Linked DNA regions of Homo sapiens: region 2 is linked to region 1. A link is an interaction called in ENCODE POLR2A ChIA-PET data of the cell type or tissue named here. Cell type or tissue: GM12878. All regions are shown on one strand. Links, peaks and the distances in the headings refer to the core of each region. The heading gives the core; the rest is flanking DNA.

Region 1 (16,575 bases), core at 4,528-12,527:
CAAGGGCTTTAAAGAGAGTTGGTGACACTTCTAGGGATTAGGTCAAAAATAAAATCTTAACTAAAGATCAAAGAGCAAAATAGAGCCTTAAGAAAGGATCAGCTTTTCGAAATAGTTCTGTCACCACAATTAATCCCCCAATTAAGAAACCGAAAAAATACACAGATTCACCTTGACTTATAATGCAGTTACTTCCCAACAAACCCATCATAAATAGGAGAGTGTACTGAATGGATACCACTTTTATACTATCTTAAAGTCAAAAAATTTAAGTGGAGCCATCATAAATTGGAGACTGTCTATATATTGTTTCCACATAGACCAGTGATTCTCAACCAGGGGTGATTTTTCTCTCCAGGGAACTTTTGGTAATGTCTGAAGACATTTTTGATTGTCAGAATGGGAAGTTACAACTGGCATTTAGTGGGTTGAAGCCAGAGGTGCCGCTGAACATCCTATGATGCACAGGACATCCTCTACAACAAAGAATTATCCCATCAAATGTGTCAATAGTGTCAAAAATGATAAACCCTGATCTCACTTAAAATAAGTATACAAGATACTCCTATACCCAAACAGCCTATGAAGATTTGGACCTGTGTCCTTCATTAATGGAGCCCAATTCACTTAGGATTGGATGAAGAAGGGGAATCTGTTCAGCCTGCAGACTCTGGCTACATGCAGTCCACACTTTCCACCATGTTTCAGCAGTAACTGCTTCATATGAAAAATATATTCCCTGCCCTTTGATTTGCTGGTTTGCCTTAGGAAGTATGATAATAACCAAACAGATTTTCATACTTGGGCTTGCCTACTTGGTCAAGGACTGTGCATGTTACAAAGAATTGCCTTAACCCACACTTTTTTGTGAACATATGTCTTTCACTAAATAAAAAAAAACTAATTTTTATAAATTTGGGTAACTTTTATGTGCTTCCTCTAAAAGCCTGTTTCAAAATTGGAATTCCACAAAAACAGAAAAAAGTAAAATATTTCTGTATTTGAGCAAGAGAACAAGATACAAAAATAGACTCAGTAAGGAACAGTTAAAATCTGAGTCTTTATCAGGAAAAACTTTTCTAATTTTCCAACCTTAAAATCATAATTCTTTCCTTTCCATGTGGCCCAATAACTTGACTCATGGATTGTCAAGCAGAAACTTTTTTGACCAGGGTATGCAATGAATTGTCTGCCAATCAAGATTTTTTTAAAGTCACTTTTATACAGATAAGACAGTCGAAGCTAAACCCAAAGATTCAGCTATCCACATCAATTTGCTCAGCCCATTTAGAGGTAGAGTTTTTCGGGGATAAAGGCATAAACTTTTACACTTTGATTTTCTTCAAATATGACAAAATTACTGAAATCAATGATAGAAGCCAAGTCTTATGAAAGCTATTAAAAATTTTACATTTCCAATTCATGTGAAGTGCTGAGAGGGTTATAATTATGATGAATTATAGAAGTATAAAAAAGCATAAAATGTATAATATTATTTATAGAATACAAGACACATGCTTTCATATGTTCATTGCAGCATTATTCACAAATAGAAAGAAGATATGGAATCAACCTAGGTGCCTATCAATGGCATACCACATTTTCTTTGTCCATATATGCCATGGAATACCATGTGGCCATAAAAAAGAGTGACATCATGTCCTTTGCAGCAACATGGATGCAGCTGGAGGCTATCATCCTAATCAAATTAACACAGAAACAGAAAACCAAATACCACATGTTCTCACTTATAAGTGGGAGCTAAACACTGAGTACACATGGATATACAGAAGACAACAGTAGACACTGGGGACTACTGGATAGGGGAGGGAAAGAGGGGACGTGGACTGAAAAATTACTTTTTGGGTACTATGCTCAGTACCTGGGTGACAGGATCATTTGGACCCCAAACCTCAGCATCACATAATATACTCATGTAACAAACCTGCACGTTTACCCCCTGAATCCAAAATAAAAGTTGAAGTCAAAAAGTCAAAAAAAGAAGGGAAAGAGAATACAAATATCACATCTGAGAGTGGTAAACATCCACATTTTAGCTTGAATTTAGCAATGTCTAAAGACATATTTGATTGTCACAGCCGGGTTGGGGGTGCTACTATCTAGTGGGTATAGGCCAGAGATGCTGCTAAACACCCTATAAGGCACAGGACAGCCCCCCACACAAAGAATGATCCGTCTAAAATGTCAGTAGTACTGCTGTTGAGAATCTCCATTTTAGAGAGAAAGAGCATGAAGCTTAGCAAAGTTAGCAAACTGGCCAAAGGTCACACATCTAATAAGTGAACGCATCAGGATTTGATTAAACCCAGGGTTAAGTCTAGCGTTAATGCACTTTCTAATGTTTATACTCAATTTCAACCTAATTTATTATTGTATACAAATTTAGAATAAACATCTTTATGCATAATTTCTCATCTACATTTCTGATTATTTCCTTAGGGTAGATTTATAGAAGAGAAAAGTGTCACAGGAAATACACAATTAAAGGTTTTCTATAATTATAATTTATATATATAAATTTTATAATTTATATATTACATTTTTAAAAATTATTACTACAAATTATAAAGTTTTGATTCATGTCATCAGTTTACTTTCCTTAAATCTAGAGCTGGTTCACATTCCTGATATCTTACCTAATCACAGCCTACAATGTTTTCTTTTACCTTCTTATTTAATCCTTGGCAGTTTGATCGTGTCTTTACCTTTAAAAAAAAAAAAAAAAGTCCCTCCTCTCAGATAGTCTTCTTTAACTGCAACTGCACACCTATTGACTCTAATTAGAGGGATAAGGGAATGCAGAGTTTTAAAGTGCCAGTCAGAGCTCAAATCCCAGCTCTGCTGCTAACTAGTTGGGTGACTTTGTGCAAGTGACTCTGATCCTCTCTCCTCATTCATTAAATGGAGCTTGATGACAATCTACCTCACGAGGACTAAATGAGTTAATATTTGTGAAATATGTAGAATAGTGCAAGGAACAAACTTAATTCTCAAAATGTATTGGCTATCTTCCAATGTATCGGCTATCATTATTTTTTGTACTTGCATGATGTTTTCATCTTTGTCAAAGTGCCTTCTGTGATTCTGGAACCAATAGTTTTTCTGACTCCCAATGTTATCCTCATTCTCCAAATATCACCCCTTTTCCAAGCTTACCATTTACCAAGGACTTTACTATTTAATAAGGCCCTGATAGGCATCATTAGGGCTACCTATTGCTGAGTTATTTATGGCCTGGCTTTTACATTCAGAATTTGTTTGTGGCCTGGCATCTTATTCCAGTCTTCCCTAAACACTGTATTTTCATATACCCTACTACTAAACCAGTTCCACAGAGATTACAGATTACACATCTCAGTCGTTCTCTGCTGTTATATTTTCTTAGATGAACATTCTCTATAGCAGTGCTTCCCAAAGTATGCTCAGACTATTTAAAAAGAAGAGAAGAAGATTCCATTATCCAAAACATTTAAGTTACATTGTGTTCTGCATCTCCCTTCTGGTGATACACAAAGTATATTAGCATTTTAAAGTATTTGAGAAAAACAGGGATAAAGAAACATGTAAAAGTTTTTAACACCGTAATTCCTGAATTTATTTGATCAAATAACACACTTTTTAAGAAAATCACACCTGTCACCATCTTGTAGAATAGTATCAATGTTCAGTTGGGAACACTGTTGAAGAATAGGGAAGAGACCATGAGTGTCCACTAGCTCAAGTTTTCTCAAAGTGGGCCATCTGCCTTGCATCAGACATAGCCAAGTTGCTAATTAAAAATGCAAACTCCTGGGCTAATCCCAAGTCTTCTGAATTGGAATATCTGGGAATATGGCTTGGGAGTATTCATTTTATTTTATTTTATTTTATTTTATTTTTATTTTATTTTATTTTATTTTATTTTATTTTATTTTATTTTATTTTATTTTATTTTATTATTTTGAGACAGAGTCTGGCTTTTGTCCCCTAGGCTGGAGTGCAATGGTGCAATCTTGGCTCACTGCAACCTCCACCTCCCAGGTTCAAGCGATTCTCATGCCTCAGCCTCCCAAGTAGCTGGGACCACAGGCGCCCGCCACCAAGCCCGGCTGATTTTTGTATTTTTAGTAGAGACGGGGTTTCATCATGTTGGCCAGGCTGGTCTCGAACTCCTGACCTGGTGATCCACCTGCCTCAGCCTCCCAAAGTGCTGGGATTACAGGCGTGAGCCACTGCACCCCGCCTGGGAGTATTCATTTTAAACAAACTGCCAGAGTAATTTTGATAACCTCTAAAGTTTTGAAATTACTGTGCTAGGTACTAACAGCAGCCAGAGTGTAAATTACAAAAGCTATGACTATTTTCCTTCCGTTACCATTGAGGAGAATTTTTAAACCCATAGCCTTTGATTTTACTGTGAAGCACATTGATGTAATAGTGAGAATCATGCCCTAAGTCTGGGTTTACCAGAAATTCAGCTTTCGAATCACATCCTTCCCAAGTCCCTGTCAGCTGTGAGCAATAGCAAATCATTTTTCCAGTAGCTTAGGAGCCTGTGAATGGATTCTGTTCACAGCTTTAACACTGATGGTGGGGAGTCATTCCATTTCCTCATTGAAAACGACTGTTGGCAATCCCCAGGCTGGAAGGATGATATAGAGAAGCCTAGTGCATTTCTCTGTGGCACAGGATCAGAGCAGCCACAGCCCACCAGGTGCGCCCTGAGAGCTCATATTAACTCACTCTTTTCTGTATATTTGTTTGTTCAAAGAAGTCATTACCATATCTCTTTGTACTTTTCTGCTAAGTAGCTCTGAAAACTTTCAGGGAGTTTTTCAGATGAACCTAAGTGTATAATCAATCCTTCATTATGGTTTTAAATCCAGAATGAAAGTGCATCTGAACTTGACACACGTAAATAGTAGAAAGTTTGTTTGTGCAGGTGTATAGTTTTAGTTTTCTTTCTTTTAACATTCTTGCTTTTTAGAATTATTCTACTAAATAATATTAACTTGTTCAAAGGTGTATTCACAGTTTCTCTTGATCATGATGTTCATTGACATTTGGTTTTCTAAATAAAAAAGAAAGTTTGATTACTATTGAAGAAAAGTTGGGGGGAACATCTCACTGTGAAATATTTGGTCGTATTTTGATATGTTAAGTTGTTGCTTTTCAATGTGTAAAAAGCTTTTCCTCTTGGGATTATTTTACAGTCTACCTCTAACTAAATTTCATTCCTGACTTCTCAGTGTATTGAATGCTTGCATCTGCCACACTTGGGGGAAGGAAGCACCATGAAAATGCTGTTCTTGAAAATTTTTACCCAACTTCAAACTGTGTTACCTTTTTATTTCTGTTTATTTTCTCACCAATATGTTTCTAGAACATTCACATTAGCTCATATCACCTTAGCAACCTCATCTCTGTCAAACACCTTTGCCCTTGCCCTGGCCTCATTATCAGCATTAGCCAGTCAGTCACCTGTTTGGGAACCAAGGGCTCCTCAAAATCGTGCAGTTTGAAATAGATTTTGTCATGCTATGCTTACGGGCCAAAGCACCCAGAGGTGTAACAAACACTTGGTGTTTAGCTATATTTTAGGGCAACAGATTCCGAATCTTCCCCCAGCTTGGGGATTCAGTGTGTCTGCCTAGATCTTCCTGAGTCACCTCCCAGTTGATATGTGAAAGAAGCCTACAAGCCCACCGTCTTTCATATATCCTCCCTGCTTGTCCTGCCTGTTGGAGTTTGATGTCATTTATTGCTTCTCTCACCTCACATCAGTTCTGTTCAACAATTTTTTATTGAGCACCTGCTAGGTGCTAAGAATAAAAGATTACTAAGTCAGTCATGATTTCTGTTCTTAAGGAGCTCACTATAGAACAGAAGTTTACAATAGAGGGTGATAGAAAGGTGTGCTCAGGGTTCACTGGGTCATAATGCATGACACCTGATTTGTGAGGTCAGGTGTGGTGGGACATATGCCTGGACAATAGGCAAGGAGTCCAATCACTAAAGATAGTATACTTCATCCAGTGCCATCAAGAAGCTATGAAAGGTCAGAGTGGTGTTTTAGATTGTGCAATCTAGCAGCTGTATGAAGAATGGATTTAGTGGGAGCCAGAAGTAGTACTAGTTAAGGAGAGCCAAGGAGAGTCATAGTATTTAAGGAGAGAGGTGGCAAGGACCTGAACCAAGGAGAGTTTTAAGGAATAGATGATGATGCAAATGAAAACTGTGCCCCTTCCCAATCTTTTGGGTTAGATTCCTTCTGGGAATTTAGGATGTAATCAGAATCAGATGTAGGTCAACATATTCCCTTGTATTATAAATGTAGGTTGACAGCCTCTACTCCATGGAAGCAGCACCGCTCTGTCCCCATTGCTGGTCTCAGTTTCTGTTTCCATAGGAGAAGCACTACTTGGTCCGCATAGCTGGTCCTAACTTCAGTTTCTGTCTCCCATACTGGTCCCCTGCCTAGCTCCCACTGGTCTGCTTTACAAGATCACCATTGAGGTTTATGCTGACCATTCTTAGGAGCTTTTCCTGATGGGTCACTGACAAACATGGTGCATTCACTATGAACTTTACGATCTTCATGACACAAAGTGAAGAATAAATTAGAATAAATTGTGTTAAGCACATTTCATTGATTCATGGAGTAGAATTTCCCTTCACTAAATCAATGCAATGAGACATTTCAGTTGGGGAAGGGGGAAGCAGAGACTATGGTGTTTTCTAGATAGACTATGGGGTTTTCAGAATTATGTCATCTGCAAACAGGGACAGTATGACTTCCTCTTCCTATTTGGATATCTTTTATTTCTTTCTCTTGCCTGATAGCTCTGGCCAAGACTTCCAATACTGTGTTGAATAGGAGTTGGGAGAGAGGGCATTCTTGTCTTCTGCTGGTTTTCAGGGAAGTGCTTCCAGCTTTTGTCCATTCAGTATGTTGTTGACTGTGGGTTGGTCAGAGATGGCTCTTATTATTGAAATATGTGCCATCAATGCCTAGTAAACCCCATAGTCTCTGCCCAAAAGCTCCTTGAGCTGATAAGCAACTTCAGCAAAGTTTCAGGATACAAAATCAACATACAAAAATCAGTATTCCCACACCAACAACATCCAAGCCAAGAGCCAAATCAGGAAATCAATCCCATTCACAGCTGCCACAAAAAGAATAAAATACCTAGGAATACAACTAACCAGGGAGGTGAAAGATCTCTACAATGAGAATTACAAAACACTGCTAAAAGGAATCAGAGATGACACAAGAAAATGGAAGCAAATTCCATACTTATGGATAGGAATAATCAATATCATTAAAATGGCCATACTGCCTAAAGCAATTTGTAGACTCAATGCTATTCCTATTAAACTACCAGTAGTATTCTTCACAGAATTGGAAAAATCTAGTATAAAATTCAGATAAACCAAAAATGATCCTGAATAGCCAAGGCCATCCTAAGCAAAAAGAATAAAGCTGGATGCATCATGTTACCCAACTTCAAGCTATACTGCAGGGCTACAGTCATCAAAACGGCATTGTACTGGTACAAAAACAGACGTATAGACTAATGGAACAGAATAGAGAGCCCAGAAATAATGCTGCACACCTTCAGCCATCTAATTTTCAACAAAGCTGATAAAAGCATTGGGGAAAGGACTCCCTATTCCCTAACTGGACCTAGGATAACTGGCTAGCTATATGCAGAAGATTGAAATTGGGCCCCTTCTTTCACCATAAACGAAAATTAACTCAAGATGGATTAAAGACCTAAATGTAAAATCTATAAGTATAAAAACCCTGGAAGATAACTTAGGCGATACCATTCTGGACATAGGAATTTGCAAATATTTCCTGACGAAGACGCCAAAAGCAATTGCAATAAAACCAAACCAGTGTCTATAAGGAACTTCTTAAACAAATTTACAAGCAAAAACCAAACAATCCCATTAAAAAGTACACAAAGGACACACACAGACACTTCTCAAAAGAAGATACATCCAGCCAATAAGCATATGAAAAAATGTTCAACATCACTAATCATTAGAGAAGAGAAATTCAAATCAAAACCAAAATGAGATAGCATCTCATACCAGTCAGTATGGCTACTATTAAAAAAATAAAAAAATAGCAGATGGTGGCGAGGTTGCAGAGAAAAGGGAATGTTCATACACTGATGGTGGGAATGTAAATTAGTTCAACCATTGTGGAAAGCAGTGTGGCGTTTCCTCAAAGAATAAAAACAGAATTACAATTTGACCCAGCAATTCCATTATTGGTTACAGGCCCAAAGGAATATAAATTGTTCTACCATAAGGACACATGCATGCATATGTTCCTTGCAGCACTATTCATGATAGCAAAGATATGGAATTAACCTAAATGCTCATCAGTGGTAGACTAGATAAAGAAAATGTAGTATATATACACCATAAAATACTCTGCGGCCATTAAAAAGAACAAGATTATGTCCTTTGCAGCAACATGGATGAAGCTAGAGACCATTATCGTTAGCAAATGAACACAGGAACAGAAAACCAAATATTACATGTTTTCATTTATAAGTGAGAGTCAAATAATGAGAACAAGTGACCCAAGGAGAGAAACAACAGACACTGGGGCCTATTTGAGGGTGGAGAGTGGGAGGAGAGAAAGGATCAGAAAAATACCTATTGTTGGTACACCAAACCCCCATGACATGAGCTTACCTATGTAACAAACTTGCATGTGTACCCCTGAACCTAAAATAAAAGTTAAAGGGAAAAAAAAGTAAACATGTTGTAGAAGTCACAATCTATGACAGTCTTGTTCTTTGCCTTCTCCATTGCTTCTTAGTAATCTGTAAAGCTATTGTTTCTGATATGAGTCAGTTTCTTTGTCCTTCCCTTTTACATTTCCTCTTTTTTTCTTACCTTTTTTGAGGGATCCTAAGAGAGCGTTTTAGAATGGGGAATTCTTAAAGAAACCTGCAAAATATATTTTCTCCATTATGTTAAACTCCATAGCAATAAACTTGGTTTAATGCGGTCAGTTTTATCACAGATCAGGCCTCCCTAAGGCGAAGGAGCTAAGCCAGTAATTTGGGAAGGCTTTGAAGCCACATGTGCATGTATACATTAACCTCTAAGACTAACCATAATTTCAATTAACATAAAATAATCTAAAGACATGCTGATTAGACACCGTGTGGCTTTAACAAAGCATTCTGGGCAGGGGGTTGGGGAATAGAGAAGCTTTAACTATTCCTAGCACCAGCAAGCAGGGCTTTCTTTAATCATTTATAACATATTTTCTCAACCTTTTTTTCTTGCGATGTTCTTAGAGACTAAAAACAACAAAATTCCAAAAGCTTTTACTAATTAAAAAGAGAGGAACTGAAACTGTTATAGATTATGTCAGTGAAATCCACTTTAAAAAAAAAAAGTAAAATTCCAGCTGTCCTTTAAAGTATATGATTTACACCATATTCCAGTAAATTGATGCAGGCCGATAACTTTTCATTCATTTCTCTTGTGTGTCTTGTGGGGCATACTTAGAGCAGTCAGTTCTCCTAGGGACAAAGCAGGAAGACTAACTCGAGCCCATGTTGCTTTTTATGATATGTGGTTTTGAGTTTCAGAGGAGTCGAGTGCAGTGTGAATCATAGAAGCAGCCAGCTGAAAAATCCTCAACCCTATAACAAAAAGCAGATTTTTTCCCATATTTCTTCCAAGTTTTTATTTCACATGCAAGTCTGAGATACAAAATATTCTGTAAAATTTTAAGGAAGCCACAGTAGTTCTTACTGTTTGGGGATTTCCCGGAGAGAATAATCGTGTTCAGAATGGTCCTTTTTTTTGCCAAAAGGTTTATTATGTGAACTGAACGGCTCAACCAAACAGATAACACCATCTCCATTTTATTTTTACATGTTATTTACTGGGGTTTCCCTGAAGAAAGCTTAAGAATTCTTTCCCCATGAGTCACTGACCAAGTAATTGTTTTTTTAAAATATAAACTTTCCTTCAGCTGGTCAATTTGGAACGCAGTCTTCTCATCTTCTGTTCACTTCAGGGCTGCTTTGCCTTCATCTGTAAATGATCACGTCTACAGCCAAATTGAGCAGCTCGAATGTAGCCAATTTCTTTCCATTGAGCACTCAAGTTTGAAAAATCAACAGCCCGGCCAGGCAAGATTCAGAGGACTTCATCCTCTGAAAGTGACTTACATAATTATATTTTCATTGCGTTGGCAAAAAATGCCTCTCATTGGTTTAATTTCTGCTGGAATTAATGGGATGAGGAATTGCAACCATATTTTGCCAAGAATTGTGAGTGGTTGCTCTGCCCAGGTTATGTTACCCTTTTACTGTTGTGAGTGGGTTAGAAGGTATTGTCTTCTATTCTCGTCTTCTTATTGAACTAGAGGCTGTAATTATTTCCCTTGGTAGTGGCTGAACTTTCTCTTTAAATATTGACACCTTCACAAATGTGTTAAAACAAGCGTTAAAGTTGGCTTTTTCCCCACGAAAATGGCCCTATAATTGCAATCTTCTATTCTGAAGGAGAAATGTTGTTTTACAGAATATTTCTGAACCCCTTCCCACCCACTTTCCCAGTGGCTATAAGAAGCCTGCTGTTGCCAACTGAGTGGTCTAGAGTCCCTGCTAATTACCTCCTTCCACAGCTTTTGATTTGGAGCCGAACTGATGGCGCCAGCGGCTGAACCACAGTCAGATCTACAGGCCTCTGATTTGCCAAATGGAATCTATGCAGTTTGTTTCCTTTCTCACAGTGTTTTATGATGAGACTCAGCTCAAACTCGAAATAGACGAGGAATCACTTCAAAATATTAATGGTTGATTTGAATTTTGAAGAAAAATAGCCATCAGAATTCTATATTCCATTACCAACATACATGTATATGTGTACATGTGCTCACAAAAAAAATCACAAAATGTGTTTTTCTAAAGAAGCATTCTATTAATTGTATTCCATTAAGCATACTAGTACCAAAAGCTTTCAGAATACTTCATATTTTATAGCCTTATAAAAGTTTTATTCTATCTGTTGATCATTAATATGTAGGGTCTCATGTCCACATCAGATGTGCCTAGAGTTTTTCTCTAAACTGGCATTCTTTTAAAATATAGCTTGGAAAAGAAAACATAATTATAATCATAGAGGGAATAAGAATTGTCTTTCTCGAAAGTTCAGAGGCATTAGCCTGAAACCCTAACAGTTAGTTGAGAGTTTCTGTTTCTCATTTCATAGAAAGGAATTAAACAAAAAGCTTTAGTTTCATCACAGTTAAAAATATTTAGTTCTCAAAACATATTTTCTCAGCTGTGTCTTGCTTTCTTATTTGAGGTTTCTTCAGAAAGGGAAACTGATTATATTAGAGACAATAATGTTGGAAGACAAAACAGTTCTCAGCCAAGTGAGAATGAAGGGCTTCCTAAGTGAACTACTCCCTTCTCTCCTTATTAATTTGGCTCCAAAGTCAAGCACATCAAAATGGAAAGTAGTTCTCATTCTTTTTATTGATGTGAAGTCAAAAATTCTGCATAATTTTAAAGAGCAGATAATCTAAATCACACATACATATACATACATACACATATGCACACACACTGTTATCCATTAGAACAAGTCTTCTTTATCAAATACCTGACTTTTAAGTGTATTTGTGCCACTTGATTTACTTATTCATTATATAGACATTTAGTTAGCACCTTCCATGTGTCCAGCATCATGCTTGATTCTGGGCATGAAATAGTCCCTGTTCCCAGGGTTCCCAGTTTAGGGGGAGACTGATAAGAAAATAATTTCATATCACCTTGTAACATAACTGCTATCATCGTTATGTTAGGAGGTGGAGATGAGAGGTACCTAAATTACATTTTCCTAACAAGCAAAGATGTAGATTAGCAGCCGGGCGGATCACGAGGTCAGGAAATCGAGACCGTCCTGGCTAACGCAGTGAAACCCAGTCTCTACTAAAAATACAAAAAAATTAGCCGGGCGTGCTTGTGGGCGTGGTTGTAGTCCCAGTTACTCAGGAGGCTGAGGCAGGAGAATGGCGTGAACCTGGGAGGCGGAGCTTGCAGTGAGCCGAGATCGTGCCACTGCATTCCAGCCTGGGCGACAGAGCGAGACTCCGTCTCAAAAAAAAAAAAAAAAAAAAGAAAGAAAGAAAAAGATGTAGATTAGCAAATGCTTTGAAGAGAAAGTGACTTTTGAATGGTCACTTCAAAAGTAAGAATCAGGAAGAAAGCTATGGAAAAGAGAATGCATCCCAGACAGAGTAACAGTATAAGTAAAAATTCAGAGAAATGAGAGTTTATTGGCGTAACTGAAGGTCCATAGCTATGGCTGCATGAAGTGCATGTGAAGGTGTACAGTGAAGACTGAGGGGCCAGGGAGGTAGACAGAGAGCAAATCGTGCTGGGCCTTGTATGCCAAGGGCTGGAAGACTTTATCTGAAGAGCACTGTGGAATCAGTGAAGACATTTAAACATGGGATCATCTTTATATTTTAGTAAGAGTGTTATACTAGGAGTGAGTAAGTATATTAGGATGTAGGACTGACGACTAAGATACTGTTGCAATAGGTAATAAATGTTGAAATTGGGATAGACAGACTTCTGTTTTAAACAGAAGGACAAATCAGACACCCTCATGGACATATACACATATTTATAGTTTAAATGATGAAGAAAATAGATCAAATTTGTATTAAATGCACTACCAAAATGAATTAAAAGGAAAGAATCCATAGAAGCCAGAAAATGACACGAAAGCAGGAAACTAAAGCACTGGTTTCCATCCTGAGGATTTCACCCAAATTTTTGAGATCTTGTGCCTCCATCATGGTGGCCAAATAATGCCTGGCAAACAGGTGTAAAGCTTAGTACATTCCAAGTTCCAAAGACTCCTAACAGGAGCCTGTCACACAGGCTGGGACTGGAAAAAACTGTATCCTGGTCTAAGAATATACTAAAAATAAAACCAATGTCCAGAAGAATGCAGCCAGGAAATTATATTGTATTGACCTTGGCACTAAATAAAAGGGGAGTGATGGGTGGTGATCTGCCTTTAAACTGCATAGCCACAAGTTTGCCCCCATTTGAATGTAAGGTCTGAATTCACACTACATGTGTGTTTGAGCATCTCAAACCTCAAGTACAGAATTTAATTTTCCTGGGTTAGTACCACCCTCAGAGGAACTAGCAGAAGCCCCCCCCGCCAAAAAAAATTATTTCCTCTCTGTAAAAATGCAAATTCGACCCAGGCCTTAACTCCCCAAGATAGAGTTCTAAGGAAAATGAATAGCTTACAAAGAACAAAGGAAGGAAGGACATAGGAAATAAACCACTACTGAGAATAGGAGAAACAACAGGCTGTGAAATCAGACCTTCAGAGATGAGATATTTACAATTTTGGAGTTACTAGGTACAGAAATAAAAAGTTGTTTAATATGTTTAGAAATAAAGAGGCTTTAAGTATGAGAAGAAAAGATCAAGCAGATTGGGGGAATGACTTCTAGAAATAAAATATAATCACTGCAATGAAAAATTCAATTAAAAGTGTCAAGGAATCAGATTAGATATAGCTGAACAGAGAATTAGTAAACTGGAAAATCTGTAGTGATATGAATACACTGACCAGAATAAAGTCCAAGCCAGAATAAAATCCGAAAGAAAAGGATTGAGATCACAGATTGTGTTAGATGAGTTCTAACATGTTCTAATCAAAGTTCTAGAAGGAAATAGTAGAATGGGGAAACACAGTATTCAAAGACGACTAACAGAACGTTCATAACAGCACTGTTTGTAATAGTGAAAAACCTGGAAATAATCTAAATGGCCATTAGTGGAAGGGCAAATTAGTAAATTGTAGTATATTTACACATTGGAGTATTATATAGCATCCCAAACAAGTGAACTCCAGTACATTCAATGGTATGCATGAATTGGCAATATAGGTAAAAGAAAATTATATATAATATATTCTTTTTTATGAAACTAAAAATAACTGATAAAAATAACTCTTTAAGACTAAATATAGATGCAATAAAACCATAATAAAAGGAAAGTAAGGGAATGATAATTATTCTCACTGATAGTTACTTTGAGTGGGAGAGGCAGGGGGCTGAGTTGGCAGATGGTATTACATGATACTGTATGAACAGATGCAGACGAAAGTGTGCCATGAACCAAGGATTATAGTTAATCCAATTCCGTATACTAAAAGTACATTGAGGAGGTAGGAGGAGAGAGAGAGGTTGAGAATTTTCTAAAATTGTTGAAGTCTAACAATTCTTAGAATCAGGAAATAAAACAATTCTCAAATAGGATTTTTAAGAAATGATACATAATAAGTAACAACAAGACACATCATAGTGAAACTACAGAACACCAAAGAAAAAAAGATCCTAAAAGAAGCCAGAAAGCTAGGTCACCTACAAAGGAGTGGAATTAGACGGACTGCTGATTAGTTTAACCTGTACAATATCGTTCAACAGATGAGTGGTAGAGCCAGGATTCAGATCCATATCTTCTGATTCCTATGCCTATGTTCCTTCTAATACTCCACCAAAATTTTTCACACATTTATGTACAGAGTATTTTGTGTACTGAAATAAATGTAAACCAAAAAAGTAATGGAAAGAAGAAACCCAATAAAAAGAAAAGTTAGTGTTACCTAACATATGAAAAATTTGGTAAAATTTACATGTATTTAGGTACAAAAGAGACAAGGGAATTAGCATTTGTTAAATTCCTAAATATGTGCCAGGAATAGTTCTGGTGCTTTAAAAAAAATCTCATTCAGTTATCATAACAAATATTTCTGAGCTAGAGTTCTTATTTCCATTTTGTGGTGGAAAAGACTAAGGCTTGGAGAGATTACATGATTTACCCAATTTCAAAAGTTAGTAAATGGTAAATTCAAATTCTGAAAAGGTGCAGCCAGTCCCACCTGACCCATCGTCTTCCCAGTAGCATTGTCAGTAAACGAATAATGTAATTTATATTACCTAAGGTGTCCTAAACAGAGCACCTTCTCTGGCAACCTTCTGAGACCACCACCCCCAGTGTCAGGGGTTATTGCCCTCAGAGACATGTCCAGGAATATTAGTTTTTCCTTTGCACTTCTCTAGGCTTCTTTCCCACTTGGATGCTCTACAGATTCCTACACCACATTTGCTCATCCATTTAAAGTGCTATATACTGACTATTTTCTAATGGTTTTAGGGTTTTGAATCCTTGCTATTACACTTACTCGAAAAATTACTAAATCCATTTGCACCTCAACTTCCTCATGTGTAAACTGGGATAATAACACACCTTTTGAGGATTCTCGAAATGATTAGCTGAGAAAATGAAATCCATAAAGCTATTAGTTCAGTCGCTGGCACTTGAAAGTTTTCAGTAAGTGACTACTGCTGCCATTATTAGATCCTTTGCAGGTACAGAGACAGCTTTTATAGTCAGAGGGAATTCATTTTGTCTCCTAGTTTGCCTAAGAATAAGTGATCCATCTTTATTTATTCTACTGATTGTGATCTGACATAGTCTTGGACCTAGTTATTATTAATTTTAGCATATGTTAATAAGAAAATAATTATAAAATATCCTGTTCTGAATTTCATTTCAAGATAATGTGAATATAGCAATACATGATCAAATATCTATTTTCTAAATTGAGATTTTAAAAATTCCCAAACTTCATCCCCTGAGTTGAATTCACTAGAATGAAATAAATGAAGACAATGTTCACTAAGCTTCTAAAGAATCCACATGTTAATTGGATCAGTTTGCCCAAAGACTATTTTTGCCTTTAGGATTTATTATTCTGAATTAAGTCATTATATGGTTGAGTGATTATGTAAAAAATCATATTATTTATACAATGATATGTGAAGAGGATTACTATAATGCAAGAGGTTAAAAACATAGAAGCACCAAGCCCTCATGTATATAGAAAACTCATGCTAAGGCCAGAAGAAGCAGAAGGAGAGTCAGAAGAAATATACCAAAGTGGTAAACATGTATGCTGTGCTATGTGTGCCCACATAATACATAGGAAATGCTAAATTGGTATCGATTTCTGAAAATAAAAATGCCTGTTCTTTTTTCAAATTATGCAATCCTGATAAGCCTACTAGGCATATACATATATATCCTTTTAACTAATCACGTTATCATTTTTTTCCAACAAAGAATATAATAAATGAAAGTCACCTTCTGGGTGATTAGTGGCAGTTGACTTGGAGTTTCAGCCCTTCCTCAGGACTTTTTGGCATAGTAATAACATTGCAAAGTTGCTCACATTTTTCATACCCTTCCATTTTATCTTGTGTGTGTGTGTGTGTGTGTGTGTGTGTTTGTGTGTCTTGTATGTGGAATATTCTTACAGCTAGTGACTTAATATGCTGATGAACACAGAGAGCTGGATTTTTTTTGCAAACCAATATTTTTGTGCCATTTGATTATTTAGGTGATATTCAGCCTTTTCAAAGATTACTTAACTGTCGTGGTATCACTACAGAGGAAGAAAGGAAATTCTGTAGTTAGTTTAGGAGAA
Region 2 (16,575 bases), core at 5,526-13,525, 51 kb after region 1:
GTATTCATTCCTTCCTTTAATCCTCACAATACTTGAGGTAGCTCTACCCTCATTTCACAGATGAGGAACCTGAGACTCAAACAGTTTACATTATTTGCCCAAGAACAGTAAGTGTTAGAACTAGAACTTAAATCCACAGCCTATGCTCTGAATCCACTGTATTGCACAGTAGGCAAGTTCCAGTGTGTCATAATTGCTGTGGAAGATTCAAGGCACATCTTTGGTCAGAATGCTGAAACAGGCCCTTATTTTGCTTCATGGTTTGACAGTTGATTCTTAATTCAGCTCTGCTTTAAATCTATTCTTGGAAGAATCTTCTTTTAAATTGTATTTAATAGATTCTAAGTGATATTCCAGTAATATGTAAAGTTTCTAAAGAGCTTAACCCAACCAATGGTCAATGCCAGGAAAATTGTCTGGTTTTGAGTTTTGAATTGCACCATGCATCCAACTGCATATACATACCCAACAGTGGGAGATTTGTGCAAATATCCATGATTCCCTGCATACCTGCAAGTACATTTAGAAGTGAATGCGTCTGTAAGGAAGGGAATGAAATATTCCTAAAGCCAAATTTGCTGCCTTCCCTCTAAATCTGACTTTCTTTTCTGATGTTTGAGTTTCTATTCTCCTACTCATCCAAATGTCAATGCTTGAGATGTCTTTGGTTGTTCCTTTCTTCCTTGCCCTTCACATCCCAACAGCACCAAGTTCAGTTCATTATTCCCTTATAATGTCATTGTATGTATCCATTTTTTATACTACTGCGTTATTAAATGAAACATTTACCATCTTATGAACGATCTACAATAGCCTTCTAACAGATTTCTTTATTTTCACTACCACCCTTGCAAAGTCTTTTTCAATGTTAGCCAGATTAATTTTCCTAAAACTCTCTTTTATTGTTTCACTTACTTGCTTAAACGCTTTCGCTGGCCCCTCATTGCCAAGCAAATAAAGTTCAAACACTTTTCCTTGGCATTCAAGGCCTTCGCATCTGCCTCAGGATTCCTGGCCAAACTTACCTTCCACAACTATCGTGCATAAACCTCTACTCCACAGAGGGTTTCCTAAATACATCTTGTGTATTAGATTACTTTCACCTTTGAATCACTCTTGGTTTACAAAATATGTACAGAAAACACTTTATTTCACCACAATAAACCTTTGATTTAGCTGAATTTTTTGATTAGTAGAATTATTTACATGTTTTGATGCCTTTAAAACATAATGAAGCTATGTGTTTTAGGTTCTTGTCATCTCTGAATTACAAATTTAACCATATCCTAGAAATTTGGAGCATCTGACAGCTGTTCTGTTATCTGCCTGATTTTTTAACAATTAAATATATACTTGCGTTTGGCCTTTCTTAAAGATATTCATGAGTCTAGATAAGAGTTAGCTTTCTCATGTAACAGAGAAACTGAAAAATTCAAACGGCTTATTTTTACTAGGCTTAAGTTAATTGCTGCACTACTGTAAAATAATGATACTTAAACAAAAATTTACTTTTTTAAGCACTCAATCACAGTGAGATAATGGGGTAAGGGAATGGGCACCGGACTTCAAGTCAGAAGGTTATGGATTCAACTGAATGCTGTGTGACCTAGCACAAGATACTTAAATTCTTGGAACTTGTTTCTGTATCTATAAAACTGGAATACTAATACATGTTTCTTCAGTGTGTGATAAGAATTGTCATATAACTTATGAAGCCACTTGGTATATACCATACTTCATCGATTCTCACATTCACTTCTTTTTATTTAATATTTCTGAAATGAAGATGCATCTTATACTCAATGGCATCTTGACATCCTGTCAAAGTTTGATTGATGGTATTTTTTTTTTGTCTGAATAGTCAGCACATATGATAGTAGTGTTTCTTAAAATCACTGGTGTCTTAGAGTTGATGAGATACAGTAGCTGGCGTTCCCACTCTCAGTGTTGTGCACCATATTCATCCTCTCCATTTTCATCCTGCAACAAAATGCCCCTCCCCCTGAGACTCCCACATAGTGTTCATACTTTAGTTTGTTTTTATATATTAGCTAACTATGCAACCTCATGTCAGTCCCCATCACTGTTAACTAACTTCTATTGTAAACTTCTGGAAAACAGAGTGCATCTCTTTCACTTGTTTATAAATCAACCTGCATAGTTATATAAGATTCTGTATTTAATAAATATTCACTTACTGGTGCTAATTTCACTTTTGAGACGACACTGAAACTTGGCATCTCAATAATTTTCCAGTGATTTTGGTAAAAGCTAGGGAAAGGACTGCGAATGCCAAGGAATGGAAAACGTGTGATTACATAGGTTTCTTCACATCACTGTTTTCTGTTGAAAATACTGCTTCTTACCTCATAGTACCTTCCCTCTTCTATAAGCCAAACAGCTCCAGACAATATTGTGAAATGCTCACAAAGCCAGCAGGCCCTGTTCTGGTGATGGCTGGGTTTGGCCTTCTTCTACTCATCTCTATCATCCTTCAGTGTGGACAGCCAAAAGACAGAGGGAAACTGTTACTGTCACCAGTACTGGGGATAGAGACAAAACAAAAGTAAACAGACGCTTGGTGCTTCACTTTTCCCAGGGTGGACTTTGGTGGACTTTGGTGGACTTTGTCCAGACTCTGACTGCCACAGCCATGTTTCTACCTCCACTCAGTCACTCATTTATTCCCATTTTTATTTCTCTGTGGTGATCTGACAGGTTAAAGATTTCATAAATTCCGAGCTCCTAGCACAGTTGTATTCTTCAGAGGACCAAAATACCCTGATGGAGGAATCTGCTGAGCAGGCTCAGCGCCGGGATGAGATGCTTCGAATGTATCAAGCACTGAAAGAAGCCCTTGGGATAATTGGGGACATCAGCACAGCCACCGTGTCCACTCCGGCACCCCCTCCAGTGGATGACTCCTGGATACAGCACTCTCGCAGGTAAGAAGATGGCCCCGGCCGGGTGCGGTGGCTCGCTCCTGTAATCCCAGCACTTTGAGAGGCCGAGGCGGGCGGATCACGAGGTCAGGAGATCGAGACCATCCTGGCGAACATAGTGAAACCCTGTCTCTACTAAAAACATAAAAAAAATTAGCCGGGCGTGGTGGCGGGTGCCTGTAGTCCCAGCTACTCGGGAGGCTGAGGCAGGAGAATGGTGTGAACCCGGGAGGCAGAGCTTGCAGTGAGCCGAGATCGTGCACTGCACTCCAGCCTGGGTGACAGAGCAAGACTCCGTCTCAAAAAAAAAAAAGAAGATGGACCCACCCACAACCCCTGAGCCCTGCCACGCTTGTCCAATATCATTTTCTGAGAGTGCTTTCCTAAACCAAGATGGACCTACAGAAAAAGGGGAAAAGATATTTACATTCAGGAGTAAGGATCAGATTATACTAACTCCCTTAAAAATGCAGCACAGTGCATCCTCACAATGGAATGTTATATAGTCACTAAAAAGAACAAGACAGTTCTATTAAGTCCTAAAATGAAAAGATAATCCAGTTAACGGGAAGCTTTAAAAAAAAGGGAGGTTGTATGCCAGGCGCGGTGGCTCACGCCTGTATTCCCAGCACTTTGGGAGGCCGAGGCAAGCGGATCACCTAAGGTCAGGAGTTTGAGACCAGGCTGGCCAACATAGTGAAACCCTGTCCCTACTAAAAATACAAAAATTAGCTGGGGGTGGTGGCGCACACCTGTGATCCCAGCTACTCGGGAGGCTGAGGCAGGAGAATCGCTTGAATTCAGGAGTCAGAGGTTGCAGTGAGCCGAGATCACGCCACTGCACTCCAGCCTGGGTGACAGAGCGAGACTCCGCCTCAAAGAAAAAAAAAAGGAGGTTGTAGAAGACTGTGTTCTATGGTATACAGAAAAGCAATTTATATATAGAGAGAGAAAATATATACTTATACAAATGTAGAATACAGTTAAAAAGGATGCACAAGAAACTTCTATAGTTGTTTCAACAGAGTGAAGGGGTAGGGAGAGGAAAACTTACTTTTCTCCATTTACCCTTTTATCCCTTTGACTTTCATGACATGAATTGGACTTATTCAGTCAAAAAATAATTTTTAAAAAGCAGGAAGTTACAAAACATTTTTAGAGATTAATTCAGACAGAAAGGAGGAGTGAGCAAACTATGATTTCTCTTTTTCCTCAGGTCACCTCCTCCAAGCCCCACAACCCAAAGGAGGCCAACACTAAGTGCTCCCCTCGCAAGGCCCACATCCGGCCGAGGACCAGCTCCTGCCATTCCCTCTCCTGGCCCCCACTCTGGGGCTCCTCCAGTCCCATTCCGTCCAGGCCCATTACCTCCTTTCCCCAGCAGCAGTGACTCCTTCGGAGCCCCTCCACAAGTTCCATCTAGGCCTACGAGGGCCCCGCCCAGTGTCCCAAGGTAAGGCATGGAGCAGAAATTGGGGGGGTAGTGCGCCTTGGTTCTCTTCTCATAGAATGACAGACAAAATTTATTTGAAAGAGAAAATTGCAAAGATCTTATCGTACGTGTTTGCAGTTTTCACAATGAACAGAGACTATAGGAAAATTGCCAACCCTGTTATGCCATTTAAAAATCACTTGTGATCATTGAAATTTCTCATTTATCAATTGGCACAGACTAAATAGGACTAAAGAACACTCCGTCCCAATGAATGACATTTTGGCAGCTATTGGGAGAATTTGAGGGCTTTGAAACAAAAGAGCTATGGAGGATTGTAGCAAGCTGTGTGTTCTATAGGTCATGAGAGTTCCATGGACTAAAGTCTTGCCTTCTCCATTATCAAAAGAATTCTTGAAAACCACTGACTTAGAGAATTTTATCCATCTGCCTTCTGAACTGTGATCCTTATACTCAATTTTACCAATTTTCATATAGGCTGAATAAATCTGGCTGATTGATCTGCAATTGTTTTTTTAAAAACTACACATAGAAATTTTAATATAGGCATGATTGTTGTATACAGTCACTAATCATATATAAGATAGATCATTGTACATCTGAATAATACGTGTTGACAATTATAAGTGGATTTTCAGGCTTAATTGTGAAACAATATAGCTAATAAATAATGGACCTAGAAACACACATAGTTGGAGCTGTAGTCTCACCTTCATATACTTACAGTCAAAATATACACAATGAATAGAATCAGAGATTTTTAAGGTATAAAGTACTAAGGTTTTTTTCCCCCTCAAAATCAGAAATATAAAGAGGAAAGAAAATTAGCCCATATATAAAGTTAATTTTTAAAAAATTCAATTCAGAGAATTAAAATATTTATATACTCCATGAAGGAATATCTGACTGTATATGAACCATAAAAACAGATGTGACTTCTACCCATCCCTGAAGCCTGAGCCACCTTGCCAACTGATTATGGCACTTACGTTTTATTTTAATCTTCAAGTTGTTAAGCGTAATGAAGAGAAGAGAAGAAGGGGGATCTTAAGCTAGTACACAGAGGGTGGTACAGCAAGAATAGGCAGGAGATTTGCAGTCAGAAGACCTGGGTTACTGAAGGTCTTGGGCAACTCATTTAACTCTGAGACGGGAGTTCTTTATCTATGAAACAGGGAGAACTCAATAAGGTTGTTCCCCAGATCATATGACATGAGGTATTTGAAAGAGTTTGATACACTGTAAAGACTACAGTTGTTACCACTGTTATCATTTTGGTCCTAAGCAAAGAGGATATATACACACTCTCAATCCAATTTTTTTTCTCTAAATTCAATAGACTTGGCTTATAAATTATTTGGAATGGTGCTAAATTTCTAGTAATAGCAGTACTAGCAATAGCCAACATTTATTGTGCCCTCAATATTACTAGGCATTGCCCTAAGAACTTTGTATATACATTTTTGTTTAAAGCTCACAACAAATAGGTTGTTATCCACATTTTACAGATGAGGCAGTGAGGTTAAACAGCTTGCCCAAGGCTGCTCAGCCAGTCCCTAGTGGAGCTGGACTTTAATCCCATGCAGTCTGCTTCCAAAGCCATTTCCTGACCATGACCCCAGGGTTTTTCAGCCTCATCAGTACTGACGTTTTTGTTGTGGAGGGCTGTCCTGTGTATTGTAAGATGTTTAGCAGCATCCCTCCCCTCTACCCTCTAGATTTCAGTTGCAGTCCCCAGTTGTGACCACTAAAAATATCTGTAGACACTCCCAATGTCCCTTAGGGGAGTAAAATTCCTCTCCACGTGAGAACCACTGCACTGTAGTATTCAAAAGAATTCCCTTCCATGTAAAACCATGAATTTCCGCATTGAGCCTTGCTACAAGCAAGATCCAATTTATTATTTTAGAAAACCTCAAATTGACTAGGAAAGTGTCTGCCATTGTACCAGGAAGGTATTGAGGCCATTGGAAGAGGAAGAGTTGAGAGTGGGAAGGCTGGAGTGCCATGCAGGAGCTACTTTTGTCTGTCTAGCTGTGAGAAAAAACCAGAGCAAACTGGTGGTGCCTGTCCTGGGGAATGAACATGCATGTTCTGCCTGCTTGCTTGACTGCTTTACCTGTGGGTTTCAGATGAGCTAGCTTGCCAGTACCCTTCAGAAAAATCAACTTTTGAATGCTAAGCTGACTTGTTAAGCAGGGTGGAGTTGCCGTTAGTATTTTCCAGCTCGCACGAACAAGGCAGCCGGATGAGAATGAGTAGCCCGAGCTGGATGGCCGGCACATGGGCAGCAGGGCTTAATGAGACTACATTAGGGAATTTATAGGATGACAGTTGCCTTATTTGAAATTTCTAGAATACTCTCAAGTTAGAACCAGACTTTACTTGATCTGGCCATGCAAAGAGTCCCAAATTTAAAACAGAAATGAAAGTACAGGGTAAAAGAGGAAAGTTTGTTGTTTTGTGCTGAGCCTTCAAGTTTCTGTGCTGGTTCAGCGCTTTGGGAGGGAAATCCCGGGGAAGGGGGCTGGGGGAGGGGTGGTCACCTGAGAGAGGGCAAGAAAGACTCTGTCAGGATCCCCATGCCTGTTAAATCCAGCTTTAGATGGAGAGTTCTGACCACATAAAGTCTGTTTTTAATAAAAGCCAGAGCAGGAATCCTACCAAATACAAGCCAGAAATGGGGTTTAAGATTTCAAAAAAAGAAAGGAAGAGAGAACGAGAGAAAGAAAGAAATTGAGAGAAGCGCTTGTTGAAACTTCACCTTATTCTGTTTGTTTAATATATTCTATTTCCCCTCTGTGCTTTGCCTCCATTTTCTCTATCAAAAACTTAGAAAGTTGAAATGCCATTATCCATCATCTCTGGGAAAACAACCCTTTGTTTTCAGAGAAGGAAGTTTGATTTTTTTTTTCAAGTTTTTTACTTTCTTAAGGGTCCTTTCTCCTCTTGTATCTGAAACCAGAAACCTATAACATGACAAGACAGCACAAAAGGTGTCCCGCCAGCTCCCTGTTGGGCTTTAATATTACAAAGGCAATAACTGAACTTTTAGAGACAAGAGATTCTGCCATTCAGCATGGGCTTGTGCATAGTTTTCTTCTGGATAATTCACGACTTCATTAGCAAGTTATGATCTTGACTTTTAAGAGCATATATACTTTTATGTTAACGCCATTCAAAGGTAATCAAAGCACACTTGCAATTGTACAGAAACCATGAGTGTTCTGCTTTTAAAAAATATATATTATTGTATCTTTCCATTCCAATATAAAAGGAGAGGAAGGAGAGAGGTGGTGGAGTCATTTTTGGCCCAGCTTTTCTCAGCTGCTCAAGCTGTTCTGGTTTATGTGCATGGAGCCTTTCAGTTAGGGAGCTGGAAATATTGCAAACTACATGCCTGTTTTAATTAATTCCACTTGAACTAGAGAAGCATCTCTATCCCAAAGAGATTCACTAGTATGTATGCTTCTGTCATTGGTAACTTGAGTATACACAAATCAGTGATTTGTGGAACATTTTCTATTGCCAGAATATCTGGATTGTCACCTCCCCTCTCACCTCCACTCAACTTCTCTGAAGGGGCTAAATGCTGTTTGAAAATCCAATCCAGTGTGTATTTATTTACTTAACAAGATGATCTTAAACAGACATCACCACCTCTTTAGGGTTCCTATTCTCTTAATTGAAGATCCTGATCTTCATCAGACATTAACTTTAGAGCTGATGTAACTATTTTCAGATATAGCTTCTTAAAATTAGTTAATTGGGAATCACAGTCTTTGACATTAACGGAACAAATTCACTGAATCCGAGTGTGTTTTTCCTGGCAATAATGAACTCTGGCATTATTTCACTCATTTGTCTTCTTCCCTTTCCTTGGACTAAGCTATTTTGCAATAGTCAAAAGGGGATAAGGGTGGGAGGAAGGGTCTCCAACCAAGCAAGAAGAAACTTTTTTTTTTAACCTCATCACTCAATATTCAAGTACTTTTTTTGACCACCCTTGTTCACCAAGTATGATGGTTTCTCTTTAAAAAGACAAAACTGAATCATTCGAAAGGATTTGGGTTTTACTCCAGCTCATCAAAATGACATAAACACAATATGGAAACCAAGAAATGCTCCCTTGAAGGAGTCTCTGGTGAGCCCCTTAGTGAAGCTGATGTCCCACCCTGCAAGGGCAGTCCCAGAGTAGCATCAAGATTATTCCAGAGTGTCTCACTCATGCCCATCCCATGACTTAGGTGGCTTCCTTGACTTATGTGGCACACTTTAAGAGTTTCATTGTAATCCCACATTTTCAGTAATTTATTACAAATCGACCATGCCAAAAGATTTATTAATCCTTCTACATAGGCAATCAATGCATGCATATTCTTTTCTTTACAAAGACAAAAGCCATTTAATCCTCCTTATAATTTAGTTTAATTCTGTTTCAAATGTTTGACCTTGATGGCCTGCAGTGCTCTATCTCTTTTATGTATTTTACATATTGTTATAACTGACAATTAATATAAAGTCCCTTTCACTTAGGGATACGATCTCCTTGTTTCGGTTTTGTAGCCAGTCCCCCAAATTTTGCATGAGGACAAATTCACGATTCTTATGAGTGTGTCTTTGAATCCCTTACGTCAAGGTTTGGTGCCATGAAGGATGAAGCTGCTGAGCCCTGAAGTCGTGGGCTAAGGGTACACGGACAATTAAGCAACTTAAGTGACTAGCCTGTGTCTGATTCCCCTGCAGTCATGTACTGAAAACCTCCTGACTTACTGTCTTTTCAACAGCCCTCTAAAAGTCTGACTTCTTTTAGCAGCTGAATGTCATTTGGACAAATGAGGAACTCATCTTGTGACCTCTGATGTCAGCCAGGAGCTTTCTATTTTTCTCACCATCCTCCCCCTTTAAAAAACAAATACATAAATTTATCATTGGGCATTGTGATTTTTCATGGAACAGTTTTTATTTTTAGCAACTGGCTTTCAAAGCAAGGAAAGATGTTTTTTTAAGCATAATTACTAAGAATAGAAACAACTTTGAGGTGTTCTTTTTGATTCTTAATATTTAAGGTGTCTCATGACATTTGAAGTCTCTAAATGTCATTAATCATTTGTTGCAGGTTTAATATGAGTTGTCATGATGCTTAATATACTTTAATGAAAATAGAATTTTGGCCACATGCTGTTCATTAAAGAAAATATCCAATTTAATATAAGTCCCTCAATTAAAAATCCCATCAAAAGCCTTGTTCCAATTTCACCATGATTCTGGCTATAACACAATTATTTCATTGGAGTGAATCAATGGTTAATGTCAAAGTTTTTAATTCTTCAAGTCTTGGTTTCAATCTGGTTTAAGTGAAAGTAAAATTAGTTTGGTGGTTTCCTTCTTGAGTCTTGCAAACTTGAGTCTACCTTACACAAACATCTCCATCCTGCCACGGTTCGGATGACTGGCAGTCTGTTTAGGCGAGGCCCAGAAACAGAAAGCAAGTCTTGTGAAAGTCAGAATCTGGGAGCTTTGCAGATGCGTCAAGGTAGCCTTCAGATTGCCTCTCTGTTTTCAATGTGTCCCCTATCTCACTCTTCCAAACATCCTATGCTGTAAGAGGGTAAAAGGAAAAGGAAAATAAGAAAGGATCTACATAAGGCAAAGTACAAGTAACATAAATGCAGACAGCAGCAGTAAATATAACAATATGCTGCTGTTAGCCCAGTGGTAACTGGCATTAAGCTAACCAAACACAACTGCTTCCACATCCCATGACAAATAATAGCAAATAGCTCTGTCATTGTTCTCTTTGGGGCTCTAAATTGTTGAAGCTTCAGCCATTGCAGGGAAAGCCTTCCTGAGTTTCAGGGGACCAAGCCCTGCCCTGAGTTTCACCTGACTGATAGAGGAAAACAGCCAAGACAGGAGTCTGGCAGAGAAGCCACTGGCCAGTGAAAAATGCACAGTAGAGGATTATTATTCTTCCTGCAACCAGTCAGTAGCAAATTGTCACCAGTTGGAATCTGCTGAATATTCCTATATACAAGTTAATGTTAGCTCAAAGAAAGGGGGGTTTAAAAAAAAAAGTTTTGCCCAGTGTAAGCAGATACAGATTTGTAGATGACACACAAGCTAGTACTTCTATTTCATCACTGCACTTCGTTGTTTCCCTCACTTGTAAGAAAAGAATGATTTTTACAGGGAAACCTTCACATTCAGACAGTTCTTGTTATTTCTTGTTTTAACGACGTCAACGATTCATGGCATGACATTGCTCATAGCTCTTTCACCTCTAAATTTTATCCAAGCAACAAATTAGAAGAAAGGACTGCTGGGGAACTTCTTCCTTCTTTCTGTGAAAGATCAGAAGCAATTTTTTTTTTTTTTTTTTTGAGGCGGAGTCTCTATCACCCAGGCTGGAGTGCAGTGGCGTGGTCTCGGCTCACTGCAACCCCTGCCTCCTGGCTTCAAGCGATTCTCCTGCCTCAGCCTCCTGAGTAGCTGGGATTACAGGCGTGCACCACCACATCCAGCTAATTTTTGTATTTTGAGTAGAGATAGGGTTTCACCATGTTGCCCAGGTTGGTCTCAAACTCCTGACCTCAGGTGATCCACCCACCACAGCCTCCCAGAGTGCTGGGATTACAGCCATGAGCCACCACACCAGGCCTAGAAGCAAAATTTAAATAACGTTTACTAGAGTTGCTTTAGCCAATAAGAGCCAGGAAATTAAAAATGAAAATGTAAATGCTTCATCTTTCACTCAGAAACATGCCTTAAATGCCTACCTCCAGCAATGTAAGAAAAACATTGAGGATTTAGCTGAGAGTTTGATGGCTTTTGCTTGCCTGTCATAACTTCATTGCTGCTCAAAGGGAGAATTTTAAAACACTCGACATTGAAATCCTTTAGCTTACCATTGCCAATGTATTGTAAGTGTTGTCGGGGGGAACCCCTGAATCTAAACATATATTTACACCCTTAAGTTGCCAAATTAAATCCATCTGGCTTACCAAATGCTGTCGCCAAAAGACTGTTACACTGTTGGTGTGGCCAGTATTTTAAATGTGGGGGATGGGAGGGCAGTGTTGAAAGGCACTAGATTTGATGATAGAATTTACATGTGCATTGATGCCACATTAAGTATTTACATCAAGTTTAGATCCCATGGCAACTCTGACCAAGAAAGAATTCCTACACAAGGCAAGAAGTCTAAAGCCGCTAGGTATTTGCGCCGTCTCCTCATGGCACTTTTTGCCCTGTGACTGCTTTTCAGGCATCACAGCCACGCAATAGGCAAAACCACAAATAGCAAACACTCTAATTTCTTGAATTATTTTTTAACTATTCCCATAAGCACTAGGAAATGCCCACTCCTGTTTTCTGGTCGAAGTTATCAGCTCATGTGAATCATAGAAAGAATAAATTCTACCCAAGGACCTGAAAATATGTTAAGTCAAAATGGCAAGTAGCAAAATTCGCAGTCACTCATAATCCATAGCAAGGTAGGGTCTTCCTAACTTCAGTTGCTTAGAGACATGTAAAATTCCAAATGTTCATAAAATCAACTTTTTCTCCTATTGGGAATTAATTTAAACATTAGAAAACAGGAAAAGGTATAAGCACTCTTCTTAAATGTGCAAGTTGATATGAAATTTAGAAATAAGCCCCATTCCTTCCCTGCTTCTTTGGTAGAAGGGCTAATGGACTAACTAAGAGAGAGAATAAGCTAAAAGTCTGGATAGCCACAACTAAATACACCACCACAGGAGAATCCCTCAGCTTCTATGGTAATTTTGAAACTAAGAGAAAATAAGACAGCATGAGAAGGCATTATGCTGCTTTAAATATGACTTGGGAATGGTCTTATTTTACAATCAAATATACCACTTGCTTCCATCATGTAAATATTACCAGTATTTAGTTTCAGATTTTCATGAGGTAACATTATCTAAATTTACTGTTCGTCTGTATATTTAAATATATAACATTCATTTGCAGTATTTCATTTATCTCAAAAGATTAGTATATATCTCATCTAGAATGAGACCTCTTATGAGAATAGGAGATGAGAAAGACTTTTAAAGGCATTTCGCAGTCCAGAGAGTCTGCAATGAAATTATTCCACTCAGGAATGGGTATTTATGTAAGATACATTCTGTACCATGTGTATTTTTTTAAGTTTATATTAGCATTATTCTCAAAGCCAATTTTAAGAGTGAATGAAATTGTTCCCTTAAGTAAATCTACCCTTAAGTAGTATCATGCTCAAGGGCCTACACCAGAAAGTCTGCCCCACTGCTCTCGCTATAATACCATTCACTGAGGAAAAGCTGTAAGAACTGAGGAAAATGTCTACTTACTTCTTAAAACAACGAGAATTGCTTTTTGCTTCTCAGTAGTGTTGGAAACTATTTTAATAACTAAAATAATAAAACTTCATGTGAGGCAAATTCCACCTTAATTATTGCCCTTTGGGGTGGAAAAATTAAGGAAACATTAGTAAATGTGTTAAACAGAAAAACCACTGCAGTAATTTCCCGCCAAATACCTGGGTCTAAAGTCAAAATAAAATCTGTGCTCTGCGTATGATTTGTATGAAAGCAGACTTATAGTTTTAGCTCTAACAATAGTACCACTTAGGACTAAGATGAATGGACCAGAAAAACCCCTGTGACTCATCAGTAGACTGTGATTAGCTTACTTAAGTGTTCTACAGTTCAGTTCGGGAATCTTTAATGAAGGATATTGATATAATTGCTTGATTCATTTTAATATTTCAAACACTCTAAATTACTCCATCACTATCTTAATAATTAATGCATGAAAACTCATACTTACATTGAAAATTCATTTTAAAGCACAATATCTTTGAATAAACCCATTGAAATAGTGTTTCTGGTGTTTGCTTAAAACTTTGGTGTATAACTGATTACATCTTATAGATTTCATTTTTTTTTTCCTGGTATTTTCCTCTTCTAACTTAGGACCTTTTTGCCATATGTGGCTATTTGATGTATATTGTTCAGTCACGATCTTCTAGGTGACTGAAAAACGCATGGAGTTACTCATGCCAATAATTATTGCTACTGAATTGTTCCAAAGTCTCCCTTCCTGCAGAAAAATAAGTTTCAGTAAAATATTCTAGAGGATTACAAGTTATCTTTGCAGTTCATAAATACTTTCATAGGCTCCATTGATATTCACAGTTTTCAGTTAGAATGTTATTTTTATTGCAAAGTTTGCATTTATATTTCTTTTCTGTGGATTGCTTACCACTTATTAAAATTAAAATGCATTTTAAGGTGAAACATTATGTACCTAGAATACTGAAGGTAGCACTGACCATTGTCTTTAGCTCAGAAAGCAATGTTGAATTGGAAAAGCAAGATTTGAGAATATTCCTCTTTACTGCATTGTCATTGCACTCTAGTCCTTCTGATTTCCCTTGTTTCTCAGATGATCCCTACGCCCAATTATACAGAACAGTCTTCCTCTAGTTACTTATATCAAACACTTGCCTGCTAGCTGTGTTTGGCAGGCCAGCAGGATGAGGTAATAATCAGAAGAAAATGTTCTGGTTTATTGGCCTCATCCACGTACAACATTATTCAAAATAGTTCTCTGTGGGTGAGAACAGAGTTGCTTTGAGATCCCCTGGTCTAATGTTCTGTAGTAGTGAGGAGGAACAAAACTGTAAACTTTTTTGATCTCTTCTAGAATAATGGTAAGGTAAATGATATCTGCTTGGCCCATCCTTTCAGTAATGTTTACAGGCAGTTAGATGTATGTGAAAATGAGAGCCTTTCATTTATAAACATTTTGGCTTTACTCTTTCCAAGTCCAGCCATCTTCTTACGTACAGCCTCCATGGTCAGTACAGCAGTGTTTTCCTAAAAGCATATTTTGTGAACAATTTCTCCAGGATGATGGTAGTTTTTGTAAGACAGATGCCTAAAAGACATATGGTTTTCATAGATTTTCCGTCTAGACTAGCTTTATTTAGTGACTTTTGGTCTGAATTGGTCTAGTTAAAGTTTCTGTAGGAGCTTGTATAAAAATTTAAAATGTGGGTGTACCATTAAGGTGTAAAACAAAAGTTTGACTTCTTGTTGGCAAGAGATTAAAACGGATTGGTTGAAAATTTCCTTCATGTTAAGTAATTCTGATCATCTTATATGCCTACTCATCCATTCCACCCCTACAACACTGTCCAAAATGGAAAGGCTTACCCTAAAAATCCCATAACTGTTAAATTCATATACTCCTCACTGTTCCTGAGTAAATTCTTTGTGTTCCAGTTTATGTGTGTATGTTAGAAAGCCCTAATTCTTTCTGCAGACTCTTTACATGGCCCAGGGGACATATTATTCTTTACCCTTTTAGCACCAATTTTTACAAACACAGCATTTCTCTCATTTAAAAAAAGCGTCTGACAAGCCGCTGAGTAGAAGCGACTGAACCTTTAGGAGTTTCATAGTGCCTTCAACCAACAATGAAAATTCTGTTTTTCAAGGCGTTTCAAATTCTTGAGCCAGTGTCAAAGACTCATTTAGAAACAATATGACATGTTCAGAGGAAAAGAATTACATCTAGTCTTGCCCAGAAATCATCCTTTTGCTCCCTCTTTTGTAAGAGCTAATACTGCAGACCAGTCCCATCTTAACTGCATCAGAAAGAGGAGGCTCGTGGAAGGGAGGAAATGTGGGCCGTTCTGTCTCCACGAGTGTCATTGCTTGGCTTCCTTGGCTTCTCACGAAGCATTTAATTGGACTTAGTCACATATTTGTTCACTGACATGGCAGCCTGCAAAGCACAATGCCTCTCTGTTTTTCTCTGTTTGCTTTAAAAAATTTTGTTTTTAAAATTTGAGCTCTAAAGCATGTTAGAGCTCCTCCTGCTGGATTTAAAAAAAAATAACTGGGACGATTAATAAATGGTAATTCTTTTTCTTCATATTTACCACCTGGGCTAATAGAAGTGACAGAAGCCTATCATGTGGTGCACTTAAAACTGACCTTTTAATTCATCAGGTATGAAGGTCAGGCAGAAAGAAAATGTTGGTGCTACACAACTCATCTCTCAGTCTTCAAATTCCTCATGCTCTTTTTTTTTGCTGTTGTTAAAAAAAAAAAAAGGAAAAGGAAAGGTTATTTTTCTGTGAGTATTTCTAGTTACATAGTTACCCCAAGTCACATCCCCATGCTTGAAAGGTTCTTGCTCCCTCTCAGAAAGGGACAAAAAGTCTTTTCTATCTTCCCAAAGCAGAAATGAATTGTGCAGTCATACAGAGATTCGAAGTGTTGCCTTTTTCCTCCCTATCCTTTCTTCTTTTTCCTTCTTCCTCCTGATTTCCTCCTCCTTCTCAGAAGCGGACACTTGCCTCGCCCAGTAGCTAGTTCTCAGCACCTCCTTTCTGCCTCCTCCTTCCCCTAAATGGTGGCAGTTGGCCTCTCCCTCTCCTGGTGCCTGAAGTGGGAGTGACGAGAAGGGTCAGAAAAAGGTTTACCCCATTCACCATCAGTGGGAGTAGGTTTCTACAGCACATAAGTTTCTGGAGGTCTCTTTAGGAATAAGAGAGAAAGGAGGGGGGATAGAAGGGAGATAGGAAGAAAGGAGGGAAGGAGGGAAGGGGCAGGAAAGGAGGGAAGGAGGGAAGGGGCAGGACAGGAGAAAAGGAGGAAAGGAAGGAGCAAAGGAAAAAAAATCACTTGTAAATCTCTGTAAAACCACTTCCTTTCTCTGCATGCTTTCTCACACTGTATCCCTCTTGCCTTCTGCTTCTCTGCGTTTCTTTTAGCTCTTTCCTCCCCCAAGTTTATAATCTCAATGATATAGTACAAAGGCCAAAATACTTAAAAGTTAATCTCGGAAAGTAATGCTTTTTAGAAATCATATTTTAATACAACTAAAAATCCTTCATGTTACCTGTTTCATGACTTTATTAGGACTTGGGACAAAACAAGTCATTTGGTATTTGTGATAAAGAATAAGACAACCCTTGATTTCTCAAACTTCAGTACTTTCTGGCTTTCTTTCCTTTGCACATACCTTTCCTATTCCTGGAATGCTAGTCCCCTTAACTTTCCGTACTTTCTGGAAGTCCTTCCAACCTCCTAGCCTCCTTCCAACTCTAAGCTAGGACTCCAGATGTTTCTGAAACTCCTGAAGCAAAAATTTTAGCATAAT

The links. ChIA-PET counts read pairs that join two places held together with the same protein. Peaks named below come from ENCODE experiments on the same cell type or tissue, not always from the same donor. Only the 100,000 strongest peaks of a DNase experiment are listed, where the experiment ranks them.
Region 2: POLR2A ChIA-PET joins it to region 1 with 11 read pairs; 20 of 35 experiments call an interaction of 5 or more read pairs at or near these places.

The regions. Positions count from the first base shown.
Region 1 is chr1:172,333,971-172,350,545 of GRCh38, forward strand. All of the region lies in intron 17 of DNM3 (dynamin 3), which reads left to right. Among named protein-coding and RNA genes, the nearest start is that of C1orf105, 78 kb to the right of the region's middle. RefSeq lists an enhancer at 8,694-8,803. In GM12878, for the core only: no CTCF peak of the experiment used is centred there; DNase peaks (open chromatin) are centred at 4,576, 8,811, 9,605, 11,418 and 1 weaker place; H3K4me3 peaks cover 1,277 bases; H3K27ac peaks cover 8,000 bases.
Region 2 is chr1:172,384,415-172,400,989 of GRCh38, forward strand. It overlaps DNM3 (dynamin 3), which reads left to right. Exons shown (of 21, transcript NM_015569.5): 19 at 2,719-2,945; 20 at 4,159-4,395. LOC102724528 (a long non-coding RNA gene) reads right to left here. Exons shown (of 3, transcript XR_001738294.3): 2 at 15,405-15,502; 3 at 9,337-9,996. Among named protein-coding and RNA genes, the nearest start is that of C1orf105, 28 kb to the right of the region's middle. In GM12878, for the core only: no CTCF peak of the experiment used is centred there; DNase peaks (open chromatin) are centred at 6,165, 6,547, 6,800 and 9,857; H3K4me3 peaks cover 1,842 bases; H3K27ac peaks cover 7,774 bases.